2 separate regions of the Homo sapiens genome follow, and region 2 is linked to region 1. Evidence: chromatin loops called from intact Hi-C (ENCODE). Cell type or tissue: A673. All regions are shown on one strand. Links, peaks and the distances in the headings refer to the core of each region. The heading gives the core; the rest is flanking DNA.

Region 1 (15,005 bases), core at 2,411-10,410:
CAGGGCAAAGCGTGGTATCTGCCAAGCATGGAGCAAGGCAGGAAAGGCCTGGCTGGAGAGGACATGACACAGAGCCCACCAGAAGGCTGAGGGTTGGGCAAGGGGCCTTGAGTGCTGGCAGAGGAGAGGGCTTGCCTCTGGAGTCACCTCTGGAAGCTTTTCGAGGATTTGGCTTGAACATCCTGTGGACAGTCTCTGGGGAAAATGTCTCTCATACACCTCATGGGGCTCAGAACAGCCCACAAGGGAACCAGGCGTCCCTGCCCACATGTGCACAGGCAGGGACCTGTATACCAAGATGTGCGCCCACCTCTGTATGAGCTCAGGCACACGTGTGTACAAGCATGCCTCTGTTTGCACATGCAGATCTCTGTATGTGTGTCATATGTGTACAGCTGTGTGTTTACAAGTCTGAAGGAGCTGTCCCTTCAAGTACAATTCTGTATCTGTATGTGTGTACAAGAGCCCCTGCCACGGCCAGCAGCCCCACAGGGACACACCCTTCCCCTCCCACTGGAGTCAGATGCTCCGGAACTTGCTGCTCTCAGGCCTGGGTCCAGCCCTCCCTGGCCCATCTCAAGGCCCTCCCCCTGAGTCCTGAGGTTTGGCCTCCTGGGGACAAGGCCAGCCAACTTGGACCAGGTAGGGGCTCCTGGTGGATAGAAGTAGGCATCAAAGAAACAGCTCAGGCTGGGAGGAGCCCTCCAGCTCTCTTTTGTGCAAGCCACCTCCCCACACATACCTGAGTGCCTGCCACAGGATGCTGACCTACCCTCCCCAGCCACTTACACTGCTCTCCTGACCGGGAGCTCACTGCTTCCCAGGGAAGCGCCTGGGGAACCTATGGGACGTTGCCTCGAAAGGAGATGTCAGGAGTGCCAGAGGATGGGGTCAGGGCTTGGCCATGACCCCCCAACCATCCACAAGGCCTGGGGCCTTCCCATAACAGACAGGCCTGGGGCACCAGCTCCTGGTGGCAAGGCCAGGCCCCAGCATCCAGGGACTTTCACCTTGTTGTCAAGAGCGTATTTCAGCTATTAGTGACAGTGGCCAGGGATTTGGGGAGGATTTCTGTCTCATTTCCCAGAGCTTTCAGCAAGCCTCCTCCCTTTCCACCCCTCCGCCTGCCAGGGCTGAGAATGCAAACGCATGCGCGCGCGCACACACACACACACACACACACACACACACACACACACACTGCTCCTGTGTGGCAGAAGAGAGGAAGGGAGAGAGAAATCTGGGTCAGTCTCCCAGGGAAGGCTCTGTGGCAGCTCCCCACCTTCCCCAGCAGATGCTTGGTGTTGCACGCTCAGCCGAGGTCCGAAGGCAAGGCTTGCCCGGGTCCTGCCCCAGCCTCTGCCAGAGGGGCTCTGCCTTGGGAGCCCAGGCTTGCCCTGCTTAGCCCCTCCCTGGGCCTCCCTGTCCAGGTGACCTCACTCTTGGGCCTGAGCATTTCCTCTGCCAGGCCCCAGGACTCATGGGTCATTTATGCCACACTCAGCTGATTGCATGGAGGGTGACAGAGGCTCTCCCCATCCCCCACTCGACCCTTCAGCTTCAGCCCCTGGGACTTGGGATATGAGCGGCAGAGTGGTAGGGGAGGCCCGTATCTCTGGAACTGGGGCGTGTAAGCGCACCCCCACGCAGAGAACACCCAAACACTGAGGAAGGACCCCTACTGGTGGGATTTCAGGCAGTGGGGCAGGGGCTGGGGGTCTGGGTAGGATGCCTCAGAGGTGGGAAGGGGTTTCTGAGAGAAGGGCAGATAAATACCTGAAGATGTCACTGCCATTTCAGGATACATCTTGGGTGGGGATTTAGCTAAAGCCCTGAGTGGTTAAACGGGTCCCCTAGACAGGACCAAAGTCCAGGGTGGAGTTCTACCCCACCAGTGAGCTCAGGCAGACGTTCACTGGACTGGGTGGCAGGGGGAGGTGGCAGGGTTTCCTGCCTGAACCAGGCCCTATTTAGCCAAGAAAACTGAATCATGGGGAATGACCACCGTTTAAGCCACCCAGGGATCCTGGAAGCCTCCCCACCCCCGACCACTGATAGACACCAAAGCCGCTTTCTTCTTCCGCCCTCGCACCGCACACAGTTCTAGGTGACCCAGCACATCTCTGCTTCCTTCTACCAGGGCATGGCCATGCGTGGGGAATGTTTACTGAATGCAGGAAGAGATGGTTGATTTGATTTAAGTTAGATATTAGGAAGGACTTCCAGATGCCACTGGGGCAGACTTAGCCCTGGACTGGATGTCTATGGAGGTGAGGCTGATCCTCAAAAAGCCTGTCAGGTTGGGGGTGACCCCCGGCATCCCCACCTTCCCCCAGAGGCGGAGTCCTGCCTTTCGAGTGTGGTGAAGCACCGGCTTCCTTCCTGCAGGGGCCTTGCTTGTCCCAGAGCCTCCTGCAGTGCCTGTCTTTTTCCCAGCCCAGGGAGTGTGGGTTCTGTGCGGTGGTCAGCTACTGAAATATTGCTGTCATCGTGTGCATCTGTTGGTATACACATGTGCAGTGTGTGTGCCTGCGTGTGACCAAGCTGAGGGCACATGTGCACAGGATGGCTCAGGAGTCAGTCCATCGACTTCAAAGTATTTTAAAATATAGAACCAGAGACCTTCTGGCTTCAGAAGGGGCTAAAAGGATTGATTTTTAGGTCACAGAGAGGCAGGCAGGCCTGCCTTCACCCACCAGCCCTTCATGGAGTAGAGACCCCCAGGCTGGGCATTCAGGGAAACCCAGGGCCAAGGAAGCTAGTCCTTGGCCTTGAGCTGGGGGCTGCTAAAGAGGAGTTAGAGGGGGCTGGAAAGGCTTCAAGAGAGGGTGGAGGGTATTGGCTTTGAGAGAAGGTGAGGGTGGGGTCATGTTCTCAGTTGGGGCTGGGCAGCCTGTTCCCTCTTTGAGAACCTCATAGAAAAGGGTTTCCTGCCCCCTCATCCCCAAGGGCTCCAGCCAACCCCATCCTTCCTCCCTCTGACCGCCCTTCTCTCATTCCCCACAGCCAGGCCAAGCTGTAACTTAGTGCTCAGAGGCCCCTTGGGCAGGAGCTGGGGCAGCTGAGCAGGGTGGGGTGGGGGTAGGAGCTACCAGTACCACGCCTTCCCTCTGCTAACCCTACCTGACTGGGGCTGTGCACTGGGGCCCCAGAACTGTGTAGGCCAGGGTCACACACACTCACATATGTGGGTCCTCCTGGATCAATGGGGTATGGAGCTGGAAAAGGTCTAATTCAATCTGTCAGCCAGTTATAAGTTATTGTACTGGAAGTGGCTCTTGCCTCAACCTACCTACCATCTCCTCTTGCCCCATCCAGAGGTCATGGAAGCTCCCGTTGAGGGGAGTCGGGCAGGGTGGGTGCAGGCAGCATCCTGGGCAGGAGTGGCCCATGAGGATTGGGAAAGAATCAGAGACAGCATCCTCTCCTCCAGACCATGGGCCCTGGAAGGGTCTCCAAGACTCTCTGGGTCAGCACAGCCCTTGTCCACACAGGGAAACTGAGGCCCAGCAAAGGTAGAGGGCTGGCCTGTCCCTGTGTGAGATGTGGGCCATGCTGTCTCTGTTTGCTCAGGCCCCGCTGGGAAGGGCAGGAGGGAAAAAGAAGCAGAGGGTGGGGCGATCAGTAGGGGAAAGAGGACAAGGGTCTAGGGTGCTGTGAGGCACACTTCAGGCTGTTTACCCAGCAGTGTTTGAGCCCTCGGGCCAGAGAAGGTCTTGCCTTCTGCCCTCTCAGGGATGGTGGCCCAACCCAGGAAACAGATAGTGTCTGGCGCTGAGTCTCATTGGGGGCTTCAAATGAACTGGCAAGGCACTGTCATTCCCATTTCATAGATATCCAAACTGAGACCCAAAGAGAGGCCTGCCTCTGGGAGGTCTTCCACAGCTGAATACCCTCAGCGAGGAGGCTCTGCTTGCTGCCTGAGGCAGAGCTGGGAGTAGCTCCTCTGGGAGGGTGGGCATTGGGGGCAGCTTGTCCCCAGGACTTCCCAGCCTTCCCTGTTTGTTCCCATGCTGTCCAAGAACTTCTTCTGCAAGTCTGACCACAGTCCCTCCTGCTTTAATTTCATCCCACCACTCATGCGAGATCTTGTCAATCCAAAGGTCTCTCTGTCCCTCTGCCTTCTTGGTGTGGGGTGGGTCTGGGGGCTCAGGCACTGTCCCTGCAACCTGGCTGGCTCCTGAGGGCAAGGGATGAAGCTAACCCATCCCAGCCTGCCCACCCAGGCCAGTTTGAAAATCGGCTCGCCTTTGCCCAGCATTGCAATTCTCATCACAGCCTCTGCCCATCTCATTTCTGTTAAACTCATTTGCCAGCTGAAGGCCTTCATTTTCCACTCTGTTTGCCCATAATCACCCCCTGACCCTGTCCTGTCTCCCCAAACTCTCCCTGCAGTGCCCAGCACTGTGATGAGCAGGCAGCCAGGCTCAGGCACAGCCGCAGCCCTCCATCCATCCCTCCCGCCTGTCTTGGGAAGAGGCCTGTGCTCCAGGCAGGGATCTCATCCCTGCCTCTGTGCATTCCTCTACTCCCAAACCAGACACTGGGAAAACTACAGACAGACTCTCAGCCCTTGAAGGCTACTCACCCTCCACTCTCTGCCTGTCCACCCAGGCCAGGAAGGCACTGTTCTAAACACTGTGCATGTATGAAGTCCCTTAATTCATCCACTAGCCCGAATGAATTTCTAATTGGTGGGAGTTTAAGGAGAAATGTTGACAAAGGGAAACTGAGGGAGCAAGAGGCAAACTTCTCCCTCCTCCAGGGCTCCATCCCTGCTCCCACTTGGTACAGAGAATAGAGCCCAGCTGTTGCTGCAAACCATGTCAGGCATCTGCTGAGGTCGCCTCGGGAGAGCAAGGGAGACTCTGCTCTCCCCCCAGGGCTCACCATTCTCCCATGAGATGCCTGCAAGGGTGGGGCTTCAGGCCAGGCACCCTCCCCTCCGGATCTCAGAGCACCCCTGAGAAAGTCCCTTGGCGCCGAGTATCATCACACAGACTGTGGGAGGAATCAGAAGTAATGTCCTCTGAGGCCTCGGCACCCCTCCACGTCTTACCATGGCTGAACCTCCGCCTGGCCCCCTGGACACCCTTGACTCTACTCCAGGCTGGACATGCCCGAGGGCCCATTTCTAAGCCTATTTACCATGAGCCTCAAACGAACCCTATAGAGTGAGTGGAGCTGGGACAAGGATCCCCATTTTGCCGGCAGGGAGATCGAGGCTCAGAGAGGAGAAGTAACTGTGCCAACTCCTCCTCTTCAGAATGGTCTGATGATCTCTTCCTGGAGCATAGTGTAGGGAAGGGTTTATTGCATTCTAACAAGGACTTTCACTATTTTAAACAGAAGAATGTGCAATAATGGTACGATTCCAGGCCCCGCCCCTTTCCTCTCCACCAGGAGGTCTTCTGGTTCCCAGGGTGCCCTCTGCTGGAGGAGGCTAGGCAGCTGCTCTAGGCTGGCCCCACCCCACCCCACCCCAGCCTCTCCCGCCCCACCAGCTTTCAAGGTCAGGCTGCCTGGTAATACAGTAATTGATCTGGGAGACTTCCATTATAAATCTGCCAGCTGGCCAGGTGGCACGCCCCATGGTCCATCCCATCCAGCCCCCCATGGTAATGACCACTCCTCTGTTCCTGTGTGGGAAGGTGACTGGCCACTCTTTGCTTCTCCCCATCCACTACCCCTGTAGGCAGGAGCCCAGGGACTCTGAACTCAGACAGAGGTGACATGGTTCTGAACTGACCTCACACTTCAACTGCTGTGTGGTCTCAGGCAAACTACATGCCCTCTCTGAGCCTCCATGTCCACAACTGGAACATGGTTCTGGTCAGATGGCCTTAAGGATCCACTGTGACAAAGTGGGAACCGAAAGAGTGTCCATTGTGATGAGGGCTCCCTTGAGACCTCTGCTTGAGGGTCCTTGGATGGGGGAGTCCTAGGTAGGGCATGATTGCACCTGTCTCTCTCAGCAAGTCAGGGAAGACTTCTTAGAAGAGGTGGCATTTGGGCTGGGTCTTGGAAGATGACAGGACTCCCTAAGGTTTGGGAGTGGGGACAGTGGTGCATGGTGTTCTGGGGACGGCAGGAAAGGGTCCTGTACAGAGCCATGACCAGCCCAGAGCATTAGGGTTTTTTCCTTGCAAATCTAACCCCATCAAGCCCTGCTTATACGCTTCAGTGGCTCCCATTGCCCTACGGCTGAAGTCCCAGCTCCCTGAGGAAGCTTCAGATCTAGTCCCAGCCAGCTTCTCCAGGCACCCAAGCCACTGCCCTTGCCCCCAGGGCTCCAACCTTAATGAATTTTTAAAATTCTCTACAATCTGTGACCTTTGCACCAAGCTGCTCCCTAGTTTGACTCAATGACCACAATAAAATTGAATCCTGTGACTAGATAAAATCTCCACTCCACTCTATTCCAGGGCCCACGGGCCCTTTGTGATCTGCCTGCCTCCCTTTCCCCTGCTCCTCTCCCACTCCGTCCTCGCTCAGTCTTAGCTCCTCTGTTGCCCCCCAGATCTTCACATTGCTGGTTTCATCATGTTCAGGACTCAGCTCAAGTGTACTCAACCTAAAGTAGCCTTCAGGTGACAGTCATCCTGGTTTGCCCAGAACCGAGGTGTCTCCTAGGATGCAAAACTCTTAGTGCTGAAAGCAGACATTCCCAGACAAATGGGGATGATTGGTCACCCTCATTTCTTTCCAGTCCCTACTGCCAGGCCTGCCTGCTTTCTTTTCTTCCTCTTTCTTTTGTTGGAAGTCCCAGTTTGTCAGTCTGTTATTACTTGCGGATCGGCTGCCTTCCCCTGGCCTTGAGCTGCTGGAGAACAAGCCTGCATCTGCCAGTTCAGCACTGAGTCCCCCTTGCCCAGAACCACGTGCGGTGAGAACGGTGCTCAGCACCAGCACCAGAGCATGCCTGGTCAGTGTTTGTTGAGCGAATGGGTGAAGTGTGTACACAGACTGTTTCACTGTGGACCTGGCCTCTCCTCTCCTCTCTGGGCCTCAGTTTCCCATCTGTACTACAAGGGTGGGCTTTGGGAGTCCCAGAGAGGGCTCTCCAAGCCCCAGTGCCCCCACATGCAGGAAGTGAAGAGAAGAGCTACTGCCCAGCTCGGTGTGAAGGGCTGGGCATGCGCCGGACTCCAGGGTGGGCAGGGCAGGGCGGCCCTGCTGACGGGGAAGTGTCACAGTCCTCACCTTCCTAGACATCCCGCCGTCACCTGAGGGCCATTTCTGGGCCAGGCCGTTGGTCCAGACCCCAGGTTGGGGGCATCCAGAGTGATGGTGCCGACTGCCAAGCCCCACTCCCCTCCCACCCCCGGGAAACAGATGGCCCAAGCTTGGGCGGGCGGCAGAGACGGGGACTGGCATTTGTGTGTGTGTGCGGTTTTTTAAAAATCTGACACATTTTTGTCACGTCTTGGTGCATCAGAACAGTAAAGGAGGCGGGAGTGTGAAGAATGTTTTAACTCGCAACTTTGTAACAGTTCCAGTTTCTCCGGGCCTCCTCCCCCTCCCTCAAGCCCCCGCGGCGGAGCCTCCAAGTCCATCTGTTCCCGAATCTCTACTCCCTGCCCCCCTAAATCCATCCCTCCTTCCTTCAGTTGAGGGGGAGAGATCCTCAGAGGAAGCAGCTTGGGCCCTTCAGAGGACCCTGGGCAGGGAGGCAGGGGACCTACTTCTGGGCCCGGCTTTACCCCAGGCTCGCTGTGTGACCTTGTAGAGCTCTAACCCTCTCTGGGCCCCATCTGTGTGCTCCTAGGGGTCAAGCCTATCCCCTTTGGGGTTCCTTGATTCTGATAGTCATGGGAATGTCTGGGGAGAAGAGTTGGAAATGGAGTGTGCAGGAGGGATCAAGATGGGGAGTTTGGGGATTCAGGACACCCAGAGAGAATGGCCTGAGCTGGTGAAGGGGCCACATTCATGAACACTGAGTGGGTCCCAACCTTCACTGCCCTCAGGCTTGGGGCTTGCGTTCCCCCACCCCCGGCCCCTCATCCACCTAGCCTGCCCAGGGTGGTTCTTTCAAGATGCCCCATGACTAGCTGAGGTCTGGGGCAGCTACCTGAGGTCAGGGGAGGGAGGAGGAGCCAGGCAGTACCAGGGACCCAGGCATCCCTGTCTGAGCCCTAGAAAAAGAGGCAGGATGAGTATCAAGCCTTAGAAGATTTGCTCCTCAGCTGCCATCCCTCCAGTCCCCAAGCTTGCCTGGCATTAGCTTCCATTTTATATGTCATGGAAATGCCAACTGTCCTCGAAAACCAAGAGTCCACACAGCTGGTAGGAGCTGCCCTGGGTGGGCACGGGGAGAGTTTAGGGGCATGAAGGGGCAGTGTCCTGTGGCAGCTCAGCCAAAGCGAGGGCTCAAGCCTTGCTCCCTCACTGCACAGCTCAGAGACCAGGACTGCTGGGCACCTGTGCAGTAGCTTGGGATGGGGTGGGGCTGGCAGCCAGGGTGCCACTGCCAGGGACAAAGAAACCAGCTCCTGGCTGCACTCCTGTTTTCCCCATCCCTCCACACCTAACATGGAACTCCCAAAGTCCAGGGCATGTATCATGGACAAAGCCAGAGGGACGGGGGAGGCAGAGGGTGCCTAACACACTGGGGGCAGCTTCTGAATATCACCCCACATATCTGCATCCTGGGGAGGGCCGAGGACAGGACTGGGAGTCCCTGCAGGAGGTGGTCTCGTGTGCCCAAGAGGGTGAGCTCTGGACAGGGCAGCCGAGGGAACCAACATGGCCCCCGTTGCAGCCCAAGCCCCAGACCCCAAGGCCCCTCTGAGCCGGTGCCACACGAGTCTCACCATATGGGCGCAGGGCGGCTGCGGGGGGAGGAGCTGGAGTTGCCATGAGAACCCGCACACTGGCATTTCCTCTTTTGGGGAGGCTGAACCATACTTCGCAGGCGGTGTAGGCTTCTGAATCCCATTTCTCTGTGTTTTTTAGGAAGGGAAAAAGGGCAGAGGAAGGGGGTGGAAAAAGACAAGGAGGGAGAGAGAGAGAGTCAGAGGCAGCCAGGAGGGAGCAGTGGAGCTGTCTGGGGCTGCAAGGGTTGATCAGGGACCTCCTTTCCCCAAAGCTCAGTCCAGGGCCAAAGTGGGGTCTGGAGTTCTCTCTGATTCGTTGTCCAGGCCTTGGGTAAACCTCTTCCTTAAAACACACAGCCCTGCATCCTGCCTGAGATTCAAGTCAACTCTTTGGGCCCTTTCTGGGTTCCTTACTGTCACCCCTGTCCCCTGAGTGCCCAGCCCTGTGGGCAGCCACACTGGAAGCAGCAGAGGGTAGAGGACGCAGACCCTGCTCCCAGAGTCCCAGCAGGGGCAGGAGTCCACCCTAACCTGAGTCCACAGCAGACTTCCTGGGCTTTAGTAGCTTGGCAGTGGAACTCCACGTGACCGGGGCAGAAGTGGAAGGCTGCTTGGAGAACAGGAAACTACACAGAGGCAAGCAATGGGGAGGAGAAGGCTGGGAGGAGGGCGAGAAGGTGGGGAGCTGGCAGGAGAGGCCGGTGTCCACCCATCAGCCCCACCGTCTCGTCAGGAGCTGGGGCTGGGTGTCCTGAGAACACAGGCTTGGGGTAGACAGACCTGGGTGTGAATCTGGTTCCATCTCTTCATACCCCTGGCAAATGAACCTCATTAGGCCTCAGTGTCTCCAGTCTGTAAGATGGGTATGGTGGTACCTACCTTGAAGGTTTCCAGTGGTGTGCAGCCAGTGGAGCGGCCAGAGTGGCTGTCATTAAATGGCAGCTGCTATTGGTATGGTCACCCAGGTCACGGTTGCCGGCATCCACTGGGGACACAGGGAGGAGCAAACGGATGTGGTACTGATCTCGGAGGAGTGCCCACCTTGAGCAGAGGTGTGGCGGTAGGACCCAGCGTGTCTATGTTTGGGGAGGTGGCATTGTAGGGAGGGGCTATCCTGGCAGAGGAGAAGGTGGGATGGGAGGAAGAAGTCTGTGAATGTTAAGTAGGCAGTTGGGAGCTGGGGCAGAACCAACCTGGGCCCAACCCAGGCCACATGGGCAGCTCCAAAGCAGAACTGGCCCCGTGGAATCTCTAGCTCTTCTCCAGCTCCTCTTCCTGGAACTTCACCTGCTGTGTCTGGGGCAACCAGCCCTCCTTCCAGGAAGTTCCCTCCCGACCCTGTAGGTGGAGCTGCCATGAAGAGAGGCCAGCACTGCGACATTGCTCTCTCAGAGCTTCCTTGGTGTGACACCCTCTGGACTGCCATTTCCCAGTTATAAATGGGGTTATGGATGGCTGTTTTTCCCTCCCCTAGGGGCTGAGTGGGAACCCATGAGATGAACGGGCAAGCCTCCTTTAGGGTGTGTCTAGGGAAAACAGGAGAGAAGTCTGGCTTTGTTCCCTTGAGCAGAGAGGAAAGGGCGGGGGCGTGGAGCATCAGGGCCACCTCAGCTCTGGCTGGTGCCTCCAATAGCAACAGAGCCCAAGTATTGAGTCCTACTCTGTGCCAAGATCTTTACGTCTCATTTCGTTCTTACAATAACCAGGGAAGTAGCATTATTTCCATGTAACACGGGATGAAAAGACTGAGGCTCAGAAAAGGACAGTAACTTACCCAAGATTACCCAGCTAGTGGCAGCAGAGCCAGGGTTAGAACTCAGCGCTGTCCAGCTCTCGAGCCCTTTCCATTGACCTCTCCAGGTCTCTCTCCCATGACTCCCTCCACCTCTCACAGACTGGAGGCCCCTATCTAGCATCTCCGGTGGGCCACAGAGAGGATTTCAGGGGCATTGTGCTCAGTGATGGGTTGGAAATTAGGAGAAATAGGTGCTGAGACCCCAGCCCCAATCCCCACCAGCTGGGCTCTAACCATACCTAGCCAGCCTGAGGTAGCCCCAGGACCCCTCTACTTAGGGAAGAGCATGGTCTTGGCATCCGATGGATTAAGACTGACTCTTAACTTTGCCACTCACTTACCCTGGTTCCCCCCAGCAAATTTCTGGACCTTTCTGAGCCTCCCTTTTGTCATCCAGAAAATAGTGGCACTGGAGCAGTCAGGCTAGGCTAGGTTTTGCTGCAGTAACAAACAACCTCAAAATCTCAGAGATTTCAAACAACTCACGGTAATTTCTCACCCCCATTCCAAGCACGGGATATCCACTCCTCATTGAGGACCCCAGGCTGAGGAAGTGCCTACCATCTCTACCTGTGCATCAGTTACCATGGTAGCAGGAAGAGGCGAGGCCAAGGCCACCCTGGGTCTTAAAGCCTTCTCTTGTAAATGACACTTGTAACTTCCACTAACATGTCATTGGCCAAAAGCAAGTCACATGGCCATACCTAATGTTAAAGGGGACAGAGAACTGCAGTTCCACACCAAGTGCCTAAGAGGAAGAAAATTGGTATATTAGTTAACATTCCTTAATGACTCTCACAGGGAACTAGCACACAGGGATGCTGTCAACATTCAGTGAACTGAAGGGAATGGGAGCTTGGCACACAGAAGGTACCTAATAAATGTTACTCTTTTCCCCTCCACCCCAGCTCCAAAGAGATCCAACCCCTCTTCCTTTCCGAGCCATCTCTTTCAGATGGACTGTTAGGGTTGATAGGCACTCCCTAAGTTGAGCAGGAAGACTTTTGCTTCTGGGGTAGAGACAAGTAGCAACTTCCCGAGGGGCACATGGCATGGTGGCAGCTAAGGCAGGAAGAGCGGACGGACACCCTCACTCCCAGCTGGGTAACCTGCCCCTGGTCCCGTGCCTCGTTTAACAGATGAAAAAGCAGCAGATACCAGTAATACCTTGACTTTATTAAGGGCTTCATAAGATCCAGATCAAATTACATCTCCTGCAATCGAACAGTTAATTCAATTCCACTCAACAAATGTTCCATTCAATACCAAGAGGGCCTGGGGTAGTCTGGATGGCCCACCAGGCTGGGGAGGCCCCTGTCACTCAGCAACTTCCCTCATTCCTCAGGAAGATACCAACCTCCCTGGCTGGAGGCCACAGGTCTGCCCTAGAGTCTAGGGTCAGTTCAAGATGAGTAGCCAAGGCCTGGTGGGGAAAGAACAGCAGGCAAGGACAGTGACTAAAGACTTTGGGGTCACTTGAGCTCACAGAAACCTGGAGCAGCAGATGGAGCCTCAAGACCCCTGGAATCCAGAGCCACCTTGACCATCAACCTTGAGTCCAAAACCACAAGGCTGTGTGACCTTGGGCAAGTCACTTTTCCTCTTTGGGACTCAGTCTCCCCCAATTAAGGGGTTGGCCTATGTCCGTGTCCCCACCTTTGACATCAGGATTCTGAGAGCTTCTTTGCCAATCTGCATTTCCCCCTTCCCAATCTGAGGTGGCTCAAATAGGAGAGAGACCTGATCCATCCACCCTGTGTGGCCCTACACCCACTGGGCTGGGCCCTGAGGGTCAAACCATGCACTCCCCGGCAATAGCTCACAGTCAGGGAAGGAAACACAAAAGCCAGGTGGGGCGACAGAGGCACACTCCCTCCAGGAAGGGTCACTGATTGCCAGCCATGGCACAGACCAGACAGGCTGTAGGTTAAGCCCAGTTTCCTTCCCTCCTCCCGCACTGTGCTGGCCATTGACCACCACTGGGCTGGAAAAATCCAGGACTCCCTGGTGAAGGAGGAATGGAAGCTGGACCCTGAACCACTTAGCTGGGCAGAGATGGGAGCAGGTTCCAGGTGGAGAACAGCAGGAGCAACAGCTGAGAGGTAGGGTATGTCTGGAGTGGGCGTGAGTGACAGACGTCACCTGGAGGATATATTGACACAGGGAAATGTGATTTCCGTATTCTGGCAACACACACACACACACACACACACACACACACACACACACACACACACTCTCCCTCCCCAGCTGCAGCTGTAGGTAAGAGATGTTGGAGTTGCTCAGGAAGACGGAAGAGCTGTCAGTCATAATTTCATAGTGCAGAGAAGGGATGTCCCTGGAAGCCCCAGAGACGCTTTCAAGTCCCCGGGGACTCTGGGAACAGACCCCCCTTCTACCCAATGAATCAATAATAGCAACAAGAATAGTAGTAACTCTTTTTGGCACTTTATTGTTAATGAAGCACTTTGGTATCCATCATCTTATTCGATCCCTAGGGTGGCCCTGTGAGGCATAGTCTATCCCATTGATTTTCTGATTCACAGAGAAGTCAAAAGATTTACCCAAAGTGGGTGGGTCCACAGCATGCCCTTGCACTGTTTAACTCTGCGGTCTATTCGTGCCTGCTTTTCAGGAGTCCCTTGGGCCTTCGTAGGGAGACATCTGCTCAGAGAGTGGATGGAACAGGGCTCTGGCACGAATGGGATGTAGATTCTGGATTTTCCACTCTGTGGCCTTTCTTGACTTCACCAGAGTTTGAGACATGTCCCAAGGCTACCCTTGCTCAGCCTAAGCCCACAGTCCCTAAGGGCCTGACCAAACCCAGAGACCCAAAGACCTCAGACCTTAAGAGGACCAAACCCCCAATTCCTCTAGAGCCCTTTTCCCTTGAAACAAGGGCCAAAGCAGCTAGTTCAACAGGTAAAGGGGTCAGCCATGCACTGCCCCAGACTGTGATGTCTTCACTTGCTGGAGTTGCTCATCGATCAAGCACTCTTGAGTTTGTATGAGCTTGTTCTTCATTTGAAGCTGTTTGGAAAGTGTGATTTCAAGGACTTCAATCTGTGAGGCTAGCTTCACATACTTTGGAATCATTGCTTATTCATTCAGAGCATGACTTAAAGAACCCTGAACACCTAGATCCAACGTAGTGCCTTCTAGGTAGAAATTGACTGTTATCAGCCACTACTTGATACAAATTTAGGCTTTTGTCATTTGACCAGATGGAACTGTTACCACTTTTTCCAGATTTCGGTTGCCAGAAGCTCTGGGTATGCCCTGGGCCACCTGGTGTTAAGATTCTCCAGCCTCCTAGGCCACTGACTTCGCCATTTGTTATTTTTAGGTCAGTGTGGTATCAATAGCTTGCTTAGTTCTAATGCAGCCTGCAAATTTTCAGAAAGAGGATGTTAACGCCTCCTTAGAGCTTCCATGTAGCTTTCTGAACACTGTTCATTCAGTCTTCTGTCATTCATTCATTTATTCAAAAAATATTTCTTGAATGGCAGGCTCTGGGACACAGCAGTGAAACAGACAGCAAGCTCACAGCTACCTTTCCACAAGCAGAGAACTCTCTCTTCCCTCCAATGCAGTTTCCACCAAAAGTGGCCTCTGCCTGTGCACCCAAATGCGTGAATCTGCCATAGCTACTTTTTTTCCCGTCAGGATTTTCCTTCTCTACACTCCTTTTCTGCTTGACCCCTACCTTTGAAGCCTACCAGTGAGGCCAGATCCACTCTGGACCTAGCCTCTGAAATGTCTACTTGCCCTGCAGTAGCAAAGGCTCAGGGATGGGCTTGGGAGAGCCACCAAACCCAAGCCTCCACACAGTGCCCTGTCCTCCAGCACCCAGACTCTCCCACCCTCTCTTTCCCATATCCCACCTCTCAGTCCTTATCCCATCACCTGTGTTAGCCATATATAGCCTCTGCCCTCTGTGACCACCCTGCAGGACTTCCTCACTGCCTCCAGCATACCTTCAGCCCCTGCCTTCACCCCATCCCCATCTTGAGATTCTCCAACTTTGGATGCAGCCCGCAGTCCTACCCTGGCCTAGCCCCTCTACTGGGCAACTCCAGTCTGCCCTCTTCCCCATTGCAGGTGTGGCTTGCAGAACAGGAGGAAGTGGGAGTCCATGACAGACAAGGGTCCTGCCTAGATTGAACCCAGCCCTGGCCTCTGGGTTCTGATGGGCTGACTCATACTGCTCAGCCCAGACAAACCTGTGGGGTCCAGGCTGCCCCCTGCTGGATGCCCAGGGTTGCTATGGCGACCCTCTGCTAGTCTTCCCTGCATGGAGACAATCACAAAATAATAGCAGGGACTATTTTATTCTGTGTCCCACCTGGGAGCCATTTAAGCCTCCCCACTCCTTTCGACACATAATATGTATA
Region 2 (15,005 bases), core at 2,963-10,962, 81 kb before region 1:
TGGCTCCTGCCTGAGCCTCCTGTAGGATAGGGTGCCTTGTTATCCTCCAGGCAGGGCTCCTCGCCCCCAGCCCCCAGCCCCCAGCCTTGCTCCTGCACCTGACCACCCATCAACTTCTGTGGCATGGGGGCAATTCTACCCCTTAGGTCTGCTCTGGTCCCCAGCCAGACCACAGGTTCAGGGTGCTCTAAGGAGTTCTGGGGCAATCAGGGCTGGCTTCTTGAAGGAGGTGGCAGTACTGGCTTTAGACCTAAAAATGTATCTAGGCAGGAAGTGGACAGGTGGAAAGAAGACTAAGTGCTTTCAGTATTGGCGTTGAGGGAGGAATGGAATTCATGGAACAAAGTGAGGGAGGTCCCATGCTTATACTCATGTTGTTTATACCCATTTTGCTTATGAAAGCTACCCAGGCAACAGTGTTTATTGACTGACTGATTGATCCTGTCCCCAGTTCATTTTTTTTTTTTTTTTTTTTTGAGACAGGGTCTCGCTCTCTCTCCCAGGCTAGAGTGCAGTGGCATGAACACAACTCACTGCAATCTGGACTTCCTAGGCTCAAGTGATCCTCCTGCCTCAGTCTCCTGTGTAGCTGGGACCACAGGTGCATGCCACCATGCCCATATAATTTTTTTTTTTTGTAGAGACAGGGTTTCACTTTGTTGCCCAGGCTGGTCTTGAACTCCTGGGGAGCCTCCTAAAGTGCTGAGATTGCAGATGTGAGCCACCGTGCCCAGCTCCTGGTTCTTATAATTTCTTGTTCTTTCAGACTCAGGTGCTCTTTTACCCTTCCTAAGTGGCTCAGGAACTATCTGGTGACCCCACCCCAGCCTCCATCACACAGTCCCCCACAACATCCATCCCTGCTAGAGGCATGCGGAATATGGCAAAGTTTGCCCGACCCTGGATAAGCCACTTCATCTTTTGAGCCTTGGTTTCCCCTTCTATGAAATAAAGATGGCTGGTCTTGCCTGCCAGGGTTGTGAGGAAGAGATGAGCAATTGTGTATGAGGTGATTGGCACAGGGTCTCGTCCGCAGCAGGGTCCCAATGCATGTGGGTCTCCTCCTTTATCCTGAAAAAGACCTGCAGGTTTCACTGAAGAAAGGACATTTGAGATGGTCTCCAGCAAATGAATAGAAGCTCACGCTCAGTGGGCAGAGCCGCCAGGTTGGGGTGGCAGTGATTCTGGATTTCAGCAGGACACATGGAATGGTGCTAAGGGTCTCTGCTGGGGACAGCTTTTTTTTTTTTTTTTCTTTTGAGACGGAGTCTTGCTTTGTCGCCCAGCTGGAGTGCAGTGGCCAGATCTCGGCTCACTGCAAGCTCCACCTCCCGGGTTCACGCCATTCTCCTGCCTCAGCCTTCCAAGTAGCTGGGACTACAAGCGCCCACCACCACGCCTGGCTAATTTTTTGTATTTTTAGTAGAGACGGAGTTTCACTATGTTAGCCAGGATGGTCTCGATCTCCTGACCTCGTGATCCGCCTGCCTCGCCTTCCAAAGTGCTGGGATTACAGGCGTGAGCCACCGTGCCCAGCCTTTTTTTTTTTTTTTTTTTTAAGACAGAGTCTTGCTCTCTCGCCCAGACTGGAGTGCTGGAGTGCAGTGGTGCAATCTCGACTCACTGCAACCTCCACCTCCCAGGTTCAAGCAATTCTCGTGCCTTAGCCACCTGAGTAGCTGGGATTACAAGTGTGTACCACCATGCCCGGCTATTTTTTTTTTTTTTAAAGTAGAGATGGGGTTTCACCATGTTGGCCAGGCCGGTCTCAAATTCCTGGCCTCAAGTCATCCCCCTGCTTTGGCCTCCCAAAGTGCTGGGATTACAGGCGTGAGCCACTGTGCCCGGCTAGGAAACAGCTTCTTAAGCAAGGTGCAGTGGTTAAGGGTGAGGCCTCTGGAGCCAGCCTGTCCAGCTGTGATCCTGGCTGTACTCAGTAGCTCTATGTGCATGACCTTGGGCAAAGCACTAGACCTCTCTGTGTTTTGATTGCCTCCTCTGAAAAGGGGAATACTGATAGAACCTAGCTCACAGTCTTGTCGTGTTGATTAGATGAGTTTATACATGTAAAGTTTAGAATAATGCTGACTACATATTAACTGTTTAATACAAGTTAGCGGCTTTTGTTATTTTATTTTATTTTAATTTTGATGTAGGGTCTCACTTTGGTTGTCCAGGCTGGAGTACAGTAGTGCCATCTCGGCGCAGTGCAGCCTCAACCTCCCGGGCTCAGGTGATTCTCCCACCTCAGCCTCCCGAGTAGCTGGGATTACAGATGAGCACTGCCACACCAGCTAGTTTTTTGTATTTTTAGTAGAGACAGGGTTTCACTATGTTGCCCAGACTGGTTTTGAACTCTTGGACTCAAGCAGTCTGCCCACCTTGGCCTCCCAGAGTGCTAGTATTACAGGCATGAGCCACTGTGCCAGGCTGGCTTTTGTTATTCTTACTGAGGGTCAGAGAGGTTAGGGACTTGCTCATAGACACGCAGCTTGTTAATTCCAAACCTATGCTCTTTCCTCTGCTCCAGGCAGCCCTGGTGTCTGCCAGAGGTGCCTGATGTGCAGACAGAATCCAGGCCTCGTTTGGGGAGAGGTTGAGGCAGGCTCTGCCCACGGTGAGTTCTCTCCCAAGGCTCTTTAAGAGCAGGACCTTGTCTGTCTCACTCACTTCTGTATCCACTGGGGACCCTCAGGACCTGGCGTATAGTAGATGCTCAAGAAATACTTGTGGCTTGGCTACAGATGGATCAATAAATGAAGGCAGGGAGGGTTACCTGGTTGCTCCTAGGGCTTCTGGCGCTCACCATGGGAGCCTCTCACACCTCCATCTTCTGTTCCAGATTGGGAGGACTCCCCCACCCCCGCAGTCTGGCTTTCAGCAGCACCCCCTTCAGCCCTTTTGATGCCCACCCAGCTGCCTGCCTCTCCCTAGGAGGCAAATCTTCAGCATCCCTCCTGCGCCCCTGGGTTCTCCCCGCTTGCTTGTTAACTCGAGAATAACTCCCCAGCCAGCCCTGAACACGATGCTTTTGCCTCTGCTTTTATATTGCGTTGTAATTTGACTGTCTAAAGGTTCTTAAAGAAGAGAGAAATGCAAAATCATTCCCTACTCTGTGCCCACAGTAGATTCTGTCTCCAGGAGGGATGGAGCAAAACCTCCCAACCCTCTTTAGACTGGGGGTCTTTGCAGCCTACCTGTCTTTAAGGTAGGGTACAGGGCACAGGCCTGAGGCCAGGAAGCCTGGGCTCTGATGCTGTCCCCTCAAGAATCTGTGCCCCTCTTAGTCCCTTGACTCCCTGTAATGGGGGAAAGGAGTCATGCCCCTCCTTTTACAGAGTACATAGGGGCCCTGGGGCTCTCTGTCCCCTCTGCCCTGCCCCTGGAGAACGCTGGGTGCTTGTGCCAAGCAGAGTGGGTTCCCGGTGAAGGTGTGCTGGAGGTGGGCATAGGTGGATGGAGGGAGGAGGGAAAGGTGCTGCCTACGACTCCTCAGTGAGGCCCTCCTGGCAGGGGGAGCATGGGGTAGGGGGTAGTCCGGAGAGCCAAGGCAGCATGGAGCCCAGGAGGGCTCTCCTTCCACCCCCCACCCTTTCAGTCACTCCATCTCTCCCACCTTCCTCACCAGATTCTTCTCAATTTCTGAGAAGGTGAGGTTGGGCGTCGGGCTGGGGGCCCTGTGCACCCGTGCACCACCGTGGGTTCTGTCCATCCTCTCACCGCACCCCAAGCTTTCTTGGAGCATCGTGGAAATGCACTGGCTGTGAGGGTGGACTCCTTGTGTCTGGAACTGCCAGGGCTGGTCCACACCTAGCTGCTGAGAATTCCTCCCCTTCCAGCTGTTTCCTTCTTACCCTTCCAGCTGTTTTGGCAGGCTCTCTTCTACAGTCTCTGCCAAAGGTGAAGCTGGCCGTGCTCCCACTCTCCCTGGACAGCACACCAGTCTTTGGAATTCGGTCCCCCTGACTGCCTTGTAACACCAGCTCTCCAGCAGGCTAAATGAAAGTTATGGTTTTGCAGAATATCCAGCTTTTTCTCATTGTTAGCTGGGAGGGATGCTCTCTTGTGGCTTCTACATCCTGGATGAGGCAGAATCCCTCTGTCTCTGGCTCTCATGGTTAACAGCTTTGGATTTACCCAGATCTGGGTTCAAATTATGCCTCCACCAGGTGCTGGCTGTGTGCCTTAGGTGAGTCATCCCCACCCTGCACCTTAGTTTCCCCTCTGGAAAGGGGGATACTGGTGCCCAGCTCAGTGAACTGCTGAGAGGGAGGTGAGCTGATGTGCCCGGCACCTGGAAGTGCTCAGGAAGTGGCCATCGAGTGGCTCTGTGAGGCTCTGTTCACTGTGCCTCTGCCTCCCAGAGGCTGTGGGGAGGAAGGCCAGGGAGCAGCTCTGGCTGGGCTGGCCTGCAAGCCAGGGTGGGGGCCAGCCTGGGCCTTCTCACCTTCAGAGGCTTTGGAGAGAACACTCTCCTCCACACGTGTCCCCGACAGCTTCTCTGGCCCAGTCTGAGCTAGGCTTGTGGGGCTCAGTCAGGTCCGTTAGCTCCCTGGGAGCGGCCCCTCTGCCTGGCCTCTCATCTTACCAGTGCCTGGCAGTAGGCCCCGCCCTGCTTGGATGGGTCCATGGAGCTCCTGGGCACAGAGGGTGATGCTCAGCACCTTTGCCTGGCATTGGAGGCCCTGCCCATTGTGGATGGCCCAACCCCCCCTCTGCCTTTCTCCCTTGCCCATCTCTTTCTCTCCATCTGAACCAAGGATTCCTCTTGGCCCCTCTCCTCTCTGGTTTCAGCTGAGGTCTTGGGAAGTCTTGTGTTTCGACATTCTAGGTGAGAACATTCTAGGCCAGGCTTTCTGAGTATGTATGGGGACAAGGGCTTCTTTGGCCCCCAGAAGCAAGGCAGGGCTGGTTGCACAGAGCTTCCTTTACCTCCAACTGTACCTGATGCCCACAGAGCCTGCAGCCTCAGGGGACTGCACTGGGGAAGCTGAGGCGGGAAGCTACTTGTCTGCGGAACCACAAGGTCAAGCGGTTTTGTTTTTTGCTGGCAGTGGTGGGCCCTGGGGAGAGCGGCTGGCCACAGCATAGTCTGTGGGGCCTGCGGCCTGCCCCTCCTGGGTGGCCAGGCCCTGTTTCCAGGGCTGCTCTTGGGGATGCTGGGGCCTAGGCTCCTGAGGACACCAGGGAAGGGTGGCCAGGGGCCTTCCTGGGGCAAGAGCCCTGGCCTCTGCTGTATCCTCTAAAGGTGGCTGGGGTAAGGGGTCCTCAGGGCCCAAAGGCAGAGGGTAGAAAACCTGAGACTGGCCAGGGAATGTTCCAGGAGTTTCCCAGCCTCTCAGGACAGTGTAATGTGGGTGGGGCGGGGGTTGGTTCCCTAAAGGCTCAGGCTTGGGGTGCTGCTGACTCGTGTTCCCAGGAGCTCAGCCAGGCCAGAAGCCTAGAAGGCAAAGAAGCAAATCTAGAGGGGGCACCTCTGGGGCTTTTTGCAGGGTGTCCCCTGCTGAGAGTGCCTTCCCCAGCCCAGCCAATGTCTCCTTCCTGGAGAAGCACTTCAGGTGCCTCTTGCCCCCGCTGGCCTAGGTTTGGGCTTCTCCAGGCTCCTGGTTCCCTTCCTTGGCCACATGGTAGGGTAGCTGCCTGACTCCTGGTGTGTGAGCTCTTTTGGGGGCGAGGGCAGGGCTGGGGGCTGGGAATGCCTGAGCCCCAGGAGATGGACATGTGTGGACAATGACTGCTTAGGGACAGGAGGGAGGCTGCTGCCACCTTTGGCCACTGTTGCCGGGCCGCATAGCTCGGCAGAAGCACTGCCTTCTTGGAACCTCAGCTTCTCCTTCTCCTCCTGGCCTTTTGGGGGTTGAAGGTTAGAGATCTGCTTGGGCAGCCTCGGTCTTTAGGTGCCCACCTCTGCAGGTCTTTTCTGAGCCTCTGTCCCTGTTGCCCTGGACTCCCCACCCTACTATCCAAATCTTTGTGTATTCAAAGCCCCACCCTGCCCCTCCAGGAAGCTCTCCCTGATGCCTCCAGCCCTCGCTGATTGGAGTCAAAACCTCCTGAGGGTGCTTCCAGTTGCTGTCTTCCCCTTGACACACACCCTTGGCTGTGAGTGGGGCACCAGGTATGCAGAGGCCCCACAGCGTGACCTGTGTGGGCAGGTGAGCCTGTAACATCCCATAACAGGCCAGCGTGGTCTGTGCTGGGTGGGGAGGAGCACAGGCGTGGAGCCACTGAGGCAACATTTGTGCTGCATCTTGGAGGGAGAAGCTGGAGACAAGAGGGTCTTGGGGGCAGACATCAGGCTAGGAAAGGCCTTGAATGCCAGGTAAGTAATTTGGGGACCTGGCCTTTTTCTGCAGGCAGAGCACCAGGGGAGAGGCTCTAATTGGATGGCACACTCCTGGGAGCAGACCCTTCCCATAATGCGTGGAGCCCTCCACCCACATCCTCTGTCTGGCGGTCTCATACTTGTTTTTCAGACCTCTGCTCCAAGGACACTTCCTCAGGGAAGCCCTCCCTGACCACACTGTCCATGCTGTCAGGGCTCCTTGGCTTTTCCTTTAAAGCCCTCATCCCAGTGTGTCTCCCACCCAAGTGTGGCCATTGATTAATGACTGCCTCTGCCACCAGGCTTTACAGCCACTGAGGGCAGGAATCAGAAGGGTTTGGTGATCCCCTAGGTCCCCAGCTCTCAGCTCAGTGCCTGGCACAGGATAGGTGCTCCATAAACACTGGCTGAATATGTGAATGCATGCAGGGCACAGAGCCCAGGAGCAACTGGCTGGAGGGGCTGCTGGCTGATGCATTGGGGGGAGGCACAGACCTCCAGGAAGCAGGGGCAGCTCCTCTGTTCCAGCCATCCCAGCCACCGCTGTGCTCCCTTTGTGTATCATAGGTGGCTCTTTAAAGAACCACTTGTAGGAACAAAAGCTGTCTTTGGCAGCACCTCAGTGGGTGGGCTGGGCCTCCTGAAATGCTTTGAGAACAGGTGGACTGAGCCAACTTGTCACCCCCAGGCTGGCTGGTAACTCTTGGGAGAGGGAGCCGTCACAGTGGCAGGGGCCTGGGAGGTAGGGTGATTGGTGGACCCAGCCCTGACCTCACCAAAAGTATTTTTAAAGCTTGCAAGAGAAAGGGGTATTTTAACCTTTGTTCCATCAAGGCATCCCAAGGGAAAAAGGAGGGGAAAGGAAGGAGATGGGGAGCTGCAGAGGGGCACAGAAGTAGGACCAGGGGCTTCTGAGGGAGGGGAAGCAGCCCCTGAGGCCCCCAAGGGGTTGGTTTTTTGTCCCTGGCCCTTTTAAATTTTTTAAAAGCTCCAAACAGCAAGAGGGACCGTGGAGTTCATTATATCGAGTTATCTCCTCCGTTTCAGGCAAAGATCAATCTTCTGGGTCTTGCAGCTCCAAGGGGGGAAGGGAAGAGAAAGAAAATGGAAGGCGAAAGGAAAAAACTCCCTGGACCAATTTCCGCTGCGAACACAATTACTGGGCTGCCTGGCAGCGGCACCAGCTGTTGGCAGGCATCCTGGCCCCCCGCCGGTTGCGTTCAGCTGCCGGCCGCCCCCAAGGCTCCCTCCTGAATGGGACAGGTTGGCAGGTGTGAGAGCCGCAGACTCCCTGGGGTGGGGGCTGCTGGGCCTGTTATCCCAGGGAGGCTGGGGCCCCACTGCTGTGCAGTGTGCGCTGCTGCGCCAGCTGGCCGGACCTCAGTCTCGCTTCCACCTCCCTGCCTTTGCAGTGTGTCCTGCCTGCTGGGCATGCCCTCTGGCTCCTGCCTGCTTCTTCATATGGGAGGCAGTTCATGTAGGGAGTAAGAACACAGGCTTCGGAGTCTGGTAGAGTTGGCTGTGCCCCTTCCTTCCTTCCTTCTTTCCTTCCTTCCTTCCTTCCTTCCTTCCTTCCTTCCTTCCTTCCTTCCTTCCTTCCTTCCTTCCTTCAGCAAATATGTATTGACTGTCTCCTGGGTGCCAAGCACTGCACATAGTACAGAGGTGAATCCAGAGGTGAACAAGGTGGCTTCGGGCCCTGCCTGCCTTATGGAGTTTATGTTGTGATGAGGAGGCAGACAGGAAACAAGGCCACACATAAATAGACAATATAATGTCAGGCGGAGGAAATGCTTAGAAAATTGGGAGAGACTGGGGTGCATGGTGGGCATTTTACCTAGGGTGCCTAGGGATGGTAAGAGGGCTCATTTGAATGGGATGGTAAGAAAGTCTGGGGGAAGAACCTTTGGTAGAAGGAGCGAGAGGGCAAAAACCCTGAGACTGGCCCGTGTGGGAAGGAGGCCAATTATGGTGGAAGATGATTTCTGAGAGGTGGGCAGGGCCTCGAAGGCTTTGGAGAGAGTTTGGACTTCAGTCTGTACCATGGGCTTATGGCAGGGAGCCACAGGGCCTGATTCTCTCCGTCATCGTGCTGCTCTGATAGTTTGGGGCCAGAGGTGGAGGCAAGAAGCTGAGTGAGGGAGGAGGCTGTTTCAATAATCCAGGCAAGAGCTGGCCAGGGCGGGGCAGAGGAGCTGGGGGAAGCAGTCAGGTTCTGGATGTGTTCTGGGATAGACCTGATAGGGTTTGCTGATGGCTTGGGTATGGGCCGAGGGAGAAAGAGAGAAGTCAAGGCTGAGGGAAACATAATTTGGGGATAAAAATGAAGAGTTCTGTTTTGGACAGGTCTGTTAGATGAGCAAGCGGAGATGACAAATAGGCCTCTGAACACGAACTGGCATTCAGGAGGGAGCTGAGGCTGGTGAGAGGGACCTGGGGGCACAGCAGGGGTTTAAGCTGAGGAGTGTGCAGACAGGATGGGATGGAGAGGATGTCCTGGTGAGCCCTGGGGCCTCGGATGCTTGGAGGGAAGTTAGGTAAGAGGGGAGAAGGTGTAGGAGGACAGCCAGGAGAGGCCGAGTCCTGGAAACCCAGAGATAAAATGTCACCTGATGGAGAAAGCAATCAGCCATGTCAGATGCTGCTGAGAGCTCAGGGACCAGTGAGGGGACAGAGAGTGACTATTGGGCTTGGCAAAACTGAGGTTTCTGGGGGACCTTGATAAGAGCAGTTTTGTGGAGTGGTGGGGACAGAACTGGAGAGGGAACTGGAAGTGAAGGGGTGGAGACAGTAGAGATAGCTCTTGAGTTTTGCTATTAAAGGGAAGCAGAGAAATGGGAGGGCATGTGAGGTCAAGGAATTTCCCTCCTTCCCTCTCTCTCTCTTCCTCTCCCTCCTTCCTCCCCTTCCTCCCTCTCCTTCCTCCCCTTCCTCCCTTTCTCCTTTCTTCCCTCCCTTCTCTTTCTTTTACAATATTGAGGCAAATTGCTCTGCTCTGTGGCTTTGGGCAAGCAGCATAACCTCTCTGAGCCAGTCTCCTTTTCTGCAGAATGGAGGTGACAACCCAGATGTTACTGGATCTGATGCACAACAGGTGCTGAGTAAATGGGAACTGTTCTAACTTAGGGCTCACATGGGGAAATGGACAGTTGCAGATCAGTACAGATGTTTTATGGAGGTCAACTTGGCAGCAAGTATCTACATGTAAAACGTGGATACCCTTTGATCTACCCTTTTGGAAGGCACCCAGAGAAATACTTACACATGTGTTCAATGAGACAGGATATTTTTTTCCAGCAATGTTTGAAATAAAAAATTGGAAACACCTAAGCACTCATCCTTGGGGGCCTGATTACACAGGTGAGGGTACACCCCACGTGGCATGCCTCAGTGCAGCACCATGAAAGCTCAGCTGTGACAGTCCGTTAGGAAAACATGCTGGAACTTCACAGCCCAGATCCAAACTTTGGCTCCACTATGCCCTGGCTGTAAACTCAGGCGGCTTACTGGTCACCACTCTACTCTGCACCTCAGTTTTCGTTTCTTTTCTTTTTTCTTTTCTTTCTTTTTGGTTTTTCTTTTTTAGAGATGAAGTCTCATTCTGTCACCTAGGCGGGAGTGCAGTGGCACGATCATAGCTCGCTGTAGCCTCCACCTCCTGGGCTCAAGTGATCCTCCTGCCTCAGCCTCCTGAGTAACTAGGACCACAGGTGCACACCACCATGCCCAGCTAATTTTTTAAATTAATTTATTTTTTTTGTAGAGACAGGGTCTTGCTATGTCACCCAGGCTGGTCTTGAACTCCTGGGCTCAAGCGATCCTACCCCTTCAGCCTCCCAAAGTGCTGGGATTACACGTGTGTGCCACCACATCTGGCCCACTTCAGTTTCTCATCTACAAAATGAGGATCAACACAGCACCCACTTAGGGATCTATTAATAGGATCAGACGAGTTAAGAGGTACAGCACTCAGCCCAGGGTCTGGCACACAGTAGGTGCTCAGTGAGCACAAGCATGGTTATTGCTATGTATGGACAGGGAAAGGTCTCAAAAATCTGTTGTGAAGTGAGGAATGCAGGTGCACACAAGCACAGGTGCTGTGCTCCCTGGTATATACCCCTATGTCTGTGTGCACCTCAAGTGATCCTACCCCTTCAGGTAGGATTGCACACACATTTGCACATGTGTACAAATGCACAGTTAAAGTTTCATGCCAAAGGGATGGCAGTCAGTACCTCTGGAGAGGTGACTGGGAATGAGAGTGTTTACTCTACAGACTACTGTATTTGAACCTCTTAAAAAGAGAATGCTTTCATGTGTTATTTGCATAATAAGGCCATAATATGTGAAGGTAGTCATTTAGGTCTTCACCTCTTTTAGGAAGCCTTCCGTGACTGCACCAGCCCACAGCCCTCCCCTGTCAGATCGCCTTAGTGTTCAGAAACCACATTTCCACTATGGCTGCTGGGAGTAAGATATGTGTGCACACATGCATGTGTGTGTATGAGTGGTCTCCCATTTAGCCTGTGAACTCCTTGAGGGTGTGGGCTTTGTACTTTCCAGGCTGGACACATCTTCAAGGCCAGCAGTTCTCAAAGTGTGATCCCCAACCAGCAGCATCAGCATTACCTGGGAGCTTGTTGGAAATGCAGATCCTCAGGCCCCACCACCCCCAGGACCTACTGGTCAGAAACTCTCGGGGTGGAGCCCAGCAAGCTGTGTTTGCACAAGTCCCAGCAACTCTGCTGCACCTGCCTGTACTGATGGGAGGCACAGTTAGGGTCCCAGGGTGAGCCAGTGACAAAGCTGAGACTGGGCCCAGGTAAAGACCTCAGGCAGACATGGGAAGGTGGCCCTGGGTACTCCCTTCCCACCAGCTCCTCTGTGCTCCTTGGGACCATAAGCCACACGTGGCCTCAGGAGGGAGGATTTGAGGTTCAGCCCTGTGTGTCCAGGAACCAGAGAACTGTGGCTTCCGCTGCACACAGGTTTGGATAGGTGGGGGCTGCGCTGCAAGTCTAGTTTGTATGTCCTCCGGGGCTGTGCGGGTGCCTGAATCCCAGCCTGCTGTAGCCCAGGCCCTTGCTTTACCGAAAGTGCAATCTTGACTCTGGAATGAATGTGGCATCTTTAGGCTTGCCCGCAAGCTTCCAGAGGGCAGGGTCCAGGTCTCCTCCTGCTCTATCTGGCCCAGTACACAGGGAAGCCCAGGCTGGGCAGAGACTTGGGTGGGGTTGACTACAGGACGGGTCTGCAGGCCCCGATCTGACTGTCCTCTCACCTCTTCCCTGCTGTCTCTTTGCAGGTGTCCCACCGAGGAGGCCCTGATCTTGAGCCCGGAGCCCTGAGCCCTGAGACGATGCTTGAGTGAGTTGAGCAGCTGCTGTCTGTGTTGGTGGATGCAGCAGGGCCAAGGGGTCTGTGCAGAGCAGCAGCCCTCTCTCTACCACCTCATTCTCCCCTCCCATCTCCTGGACCCCCCTTTCCCTTCCCCAGCCATGTTCCTGGGGAGGGGCGCTTTTGAGTCACTGGGCGAGGTAGGGGGTGGGAAGGTTTGGGGATCAGCTTTTAGGAAAAAGGAGGAAGGCAGCTCCCTGGTCTGATGGGTCAGGGTTATAGGCGCTGGGGGCCCTTGGAGAGCAACCGCTGGGGCCCTGGGGAGTGTGGGTGCCTGACCCAGGCACCAGCCAGCCTTGAACTTGGGGATCCTGGAGGCTCCTCCTGGAGGAGGAGCAGAGCTGTGGGCCACCCAGGTAAGGTGGGCGGCCTGTGGGGGACAGGCCAGGGAATCTGTTGGGGCAGGGTGTGCTCTGGGTGGTCAGGCTCTGACCTTAGGGCCTGGTTGTACTCTGTGATAAGCATTTTTCAGACACTATTGCTGTGTCTGGGGATCACTGTTAGATGAGGGGCGGCAAGGCTGACCCCAGTAGCCCCCAACTTTGACTTCAGTTCCAAGGACACTCTGTCCTGGGAATGATTACAGGGAGGGTTTCTGGTTTTGTTTTGTTTTGTATTTTAATTAAAAAAAAAATTCCATGCTCTCCCTCCCTCTCCGGAATTCTGGTTTTAATTTGGTGTCAAGGGCCCAGGCGTCTCTTCCGAGTCAGCCTTACCTATGTGCTCAGGAGGGAGCAGAAGGGGTGTGAAGTTGGGGAGACGGCACCCCTCCTCACAAGCCTGCAGCAGCAGTACTAGCGGATTTGAAGTAGTGGGGGCTGGAGGGGTGTGGCTGTCCATCCTCCACCCTGCCCTGGCCTAACTTGCCGCACGGCCCAGGGCAGGGGTTAACTGAGATCGGGAGTTAGGGCTCTGGCTTCAAATTTCCGTATCTGTAAAAGGGAGCTCCTCGTAGCTCATCCTCCTGAGCACTGTGTCGTGTGTAGAAGGCCAAGTACGAAGAGCCTGGCACACAGTTGGTGCTCAATAGATGTGAAAACACACAGTCATTTTGCAGCAGAGTCTTGGAAGGAGTTTGAAGGACTCTGGGGATCGGAGAAGTGCAGCCCTCGGCAGCTCAGACACCCCTGCAAGGGCCAGTGCAGCCTCCTGTCATTTGGGAGAGGAGAAACTACGCTCAGTGGACCTAATCCAGGCAGACTGCGTGGAGGAGGGTTGCTAATTGTGATTAATTTGTGTTGGTTGATCACCTCTTTTTAAGTGTACAAGAAACCATCTTCATACTTTAATTAGCTCATTAATCTTAGCAACAGCAAGCCATGAGAGGGAGCACTTTGTTCCCTTCCTGAGGCCTCGGTCGCGAGGTAGGATTTGGTCTTGGTCTCTACTCCAGGTTCCATGGGTCTATCCGTCTCTCTCCCTACACTTTGTCTCCCAGTGGTGGGTTACCTGAGAGGAGGGCTATGGTTGGAGGCCACGCCCTTGGCCACCATATCCTCTGGTCAGGCCCTCAAGGGTCATGGCATGGGGGTGGGAGCTGGAGGCTGCATCCATGAAGATGTGTGTGTGGACCAGGCAGCCACAGCCAGCAAGATTGTGAGAGGGAGCCCCTGGGCTAGTCTCTTGGGTTCTCTGTCTCTGGGGCACGTCCGTCCTTCCTGGACATGCCCTCTTCCCTCTCCTCCGTACTTGGACACTAACAGCCCCCTCTGCTCGGAGTGTGCCTCCTCTGAGAAGCTACCCCACAGTAACTGCCCTCAGCTGCCATCCTGTGGGTGGCTGAGTGGGCCCCAGCCCCACTCGGTTCAGTGAGAATGAGTTCCAGGCGCTTGTCCTGACCTAGATGGGGGAGCTGTGGGGGTGGCTGCTGCACGCTGAGAGGGACTGGAAACAGGAAGGAGGGTGGGCAGGCAATTCAGGGATCTACAGACACAGGCTTCAGTGGAAGGGATGCCATTCAGGGGAGAGCTGGGAAGGGACAGGCTCCAATCCAGGAGGCCGGCCGTGGCCGGTGGGGAGGGCTATCAGTCAACACACCTGGACGCAGCATCAGAGCACCTTCGATTATTTATGACTCGTGGGATGGCCTCTTGAAATCTTTGAAATAAAAGCAGCCTGTGTGCTAGATCAGAGCCTGAACATGCGTGCTGGGGGGCATGGGAGCCGGGAAGGAGGCATTATGCAAACCCGGGAGCCACAGTTACAACAACGGCATCTGTCCGAGTGCAGAGCAGGGAGCCACCATGGGCTCTGTGTGCAGGCAGGGCTGGCGTGGGCTGTGGCCAGCCTTGGCCGGAAGCTCTGCCTGAGGGGAAGCCACACTCGAGCACCCATCTGACGGGACTGCACATGTGAAGCCTACTCCAGAAGGGACCTCAGTCCACCTGGCACTGCCCAGCAGGCATGGGGAAAGGGTCTTGCTTGGATGGGTGCATTTGCTGGGCACCTCTTGCCACCCCATCATCACCACCAGAGTTTACCAGCCTGACGTTTTGTGTGAGCTTGAGATGCGGACGCAAGCTAGCGCTACCTTCATTTCTAAAACGGGAGCAGAACCACGGGGGTGGGTGTTAGGCCAGTTCCCTAAACAACATCCTATACTTGGGAACTTAATTTTTAACTTTAAGGTCAGAATGTGTCTGCTGCAAACGCTGCTGTTGGTTTTCACCTCAGTCCAGCACAGAAGGGAGGCCTCGTTGCTCTTTCTGCCAGCCCTCTGGTCCTGGGCATTTCTGAGGAGCTGTGGGTGGACCTAGCAGTAAAGTGTAGAGTGCAGACCTCAAGTCCTGAGCTAGACTTGGGTTCATGGTTTCTCTGTGCTTCAGTCTCCTCATCTGTGAAATGGGCACAGCAGTTGTTTTCTCATAGGCATATTGGGAAGATGAGATGAGATGATGCATGACCTGGCACGTGGTGAGGGCCTGTCAGTGGAGTTGTGATTGTCATTGCCGTGGTTGGTGGCTGCTGGGGTGGGCAGCAGAGCCAGTTCAGTCTGAACTGAGTGACATTCGGGTTCCTGTATCCAGGCTGCTGTGGTTGTGGTGGGGGAGGCGGCTCCAGCTTCTTCCCTGCTGTCTCCCTCTGGGTGTCAGTTACTGAGGGCTGCCAGGGATAGTGCTGGACAGGAGGGAGCTGGGTGTGCAGCTGGAGAGAGCTTGTCCCTGCTTCAGTGACAGGAGCTTTCAGCCACCTGGGTAGGGGAGGCACAGAGGGATGAAATCTCTGAGCCTAGAGGAAATAAGGAGGCTGCTTTCATGGGGCACAGAGAGGCAGCAGTGGCAAT

The links. Hi-C counts contacts between places; a loop is a spot of excess contacts. Peaks named below come from ENCODE experiments on the same cell type or tissue, not always from the same donor. Only the 100,000 strongest peaks of a DNase experiment are listed, where the experiment ranks them.
Region 2: it touches region 1 in a loop (3-fold over the local background); 3 of 110 quality-filtered maps call a loop at or near these places.

The regions. Positions count from the first base shown.
Region 1 is chr15:77,650,327-77,665,331 of GRCh38, reverse strand. It overlaps LINGO1-AS2 (LINGO1 antisense RNA 2), which reads right to left and starts at 5,281. Exons shown (of 3, transcript NR_120362.1): 1 at 5,167-5,281. It also overlaps a transcript of LINGO1 not described here. RefSeq lists enhancers at 4,486-5,407, 14,690-15,005. In A673, for the core only: CTCF peaks have their summits at 5,430 (motif pointing left), 9,975 and 10,174 (motif pointing right); DNase peaks (open chromatin) are centred at 5,401 and 10,151; H3K27ac peaks cover 5,764 bases.
Region 2 is chr15:77,731,679-77,746,683 of GRCh38, reverse strand. It overlaps a transcript of LINGO1 not described here. Among named protein-coding and RNA genes, the nearest start is that of LINGO1-AS2, 79 kb to the right of the region's middle. RefSeq lists enhancers at 5,011-5,522, 6,036-6,547, 6,548-7,061, 7,062-7,573, 8,601-9,114. In A673, for the core only: no CTCF peak of the experiment used is centred there; DNase peaks (open chromatin) are centred at 6,893, 7,563, 7,753, 8,043 and 1 weaker place; H3K4me3 peaks cover 605 bases; H3K27ac peaks cover 8,000 bases.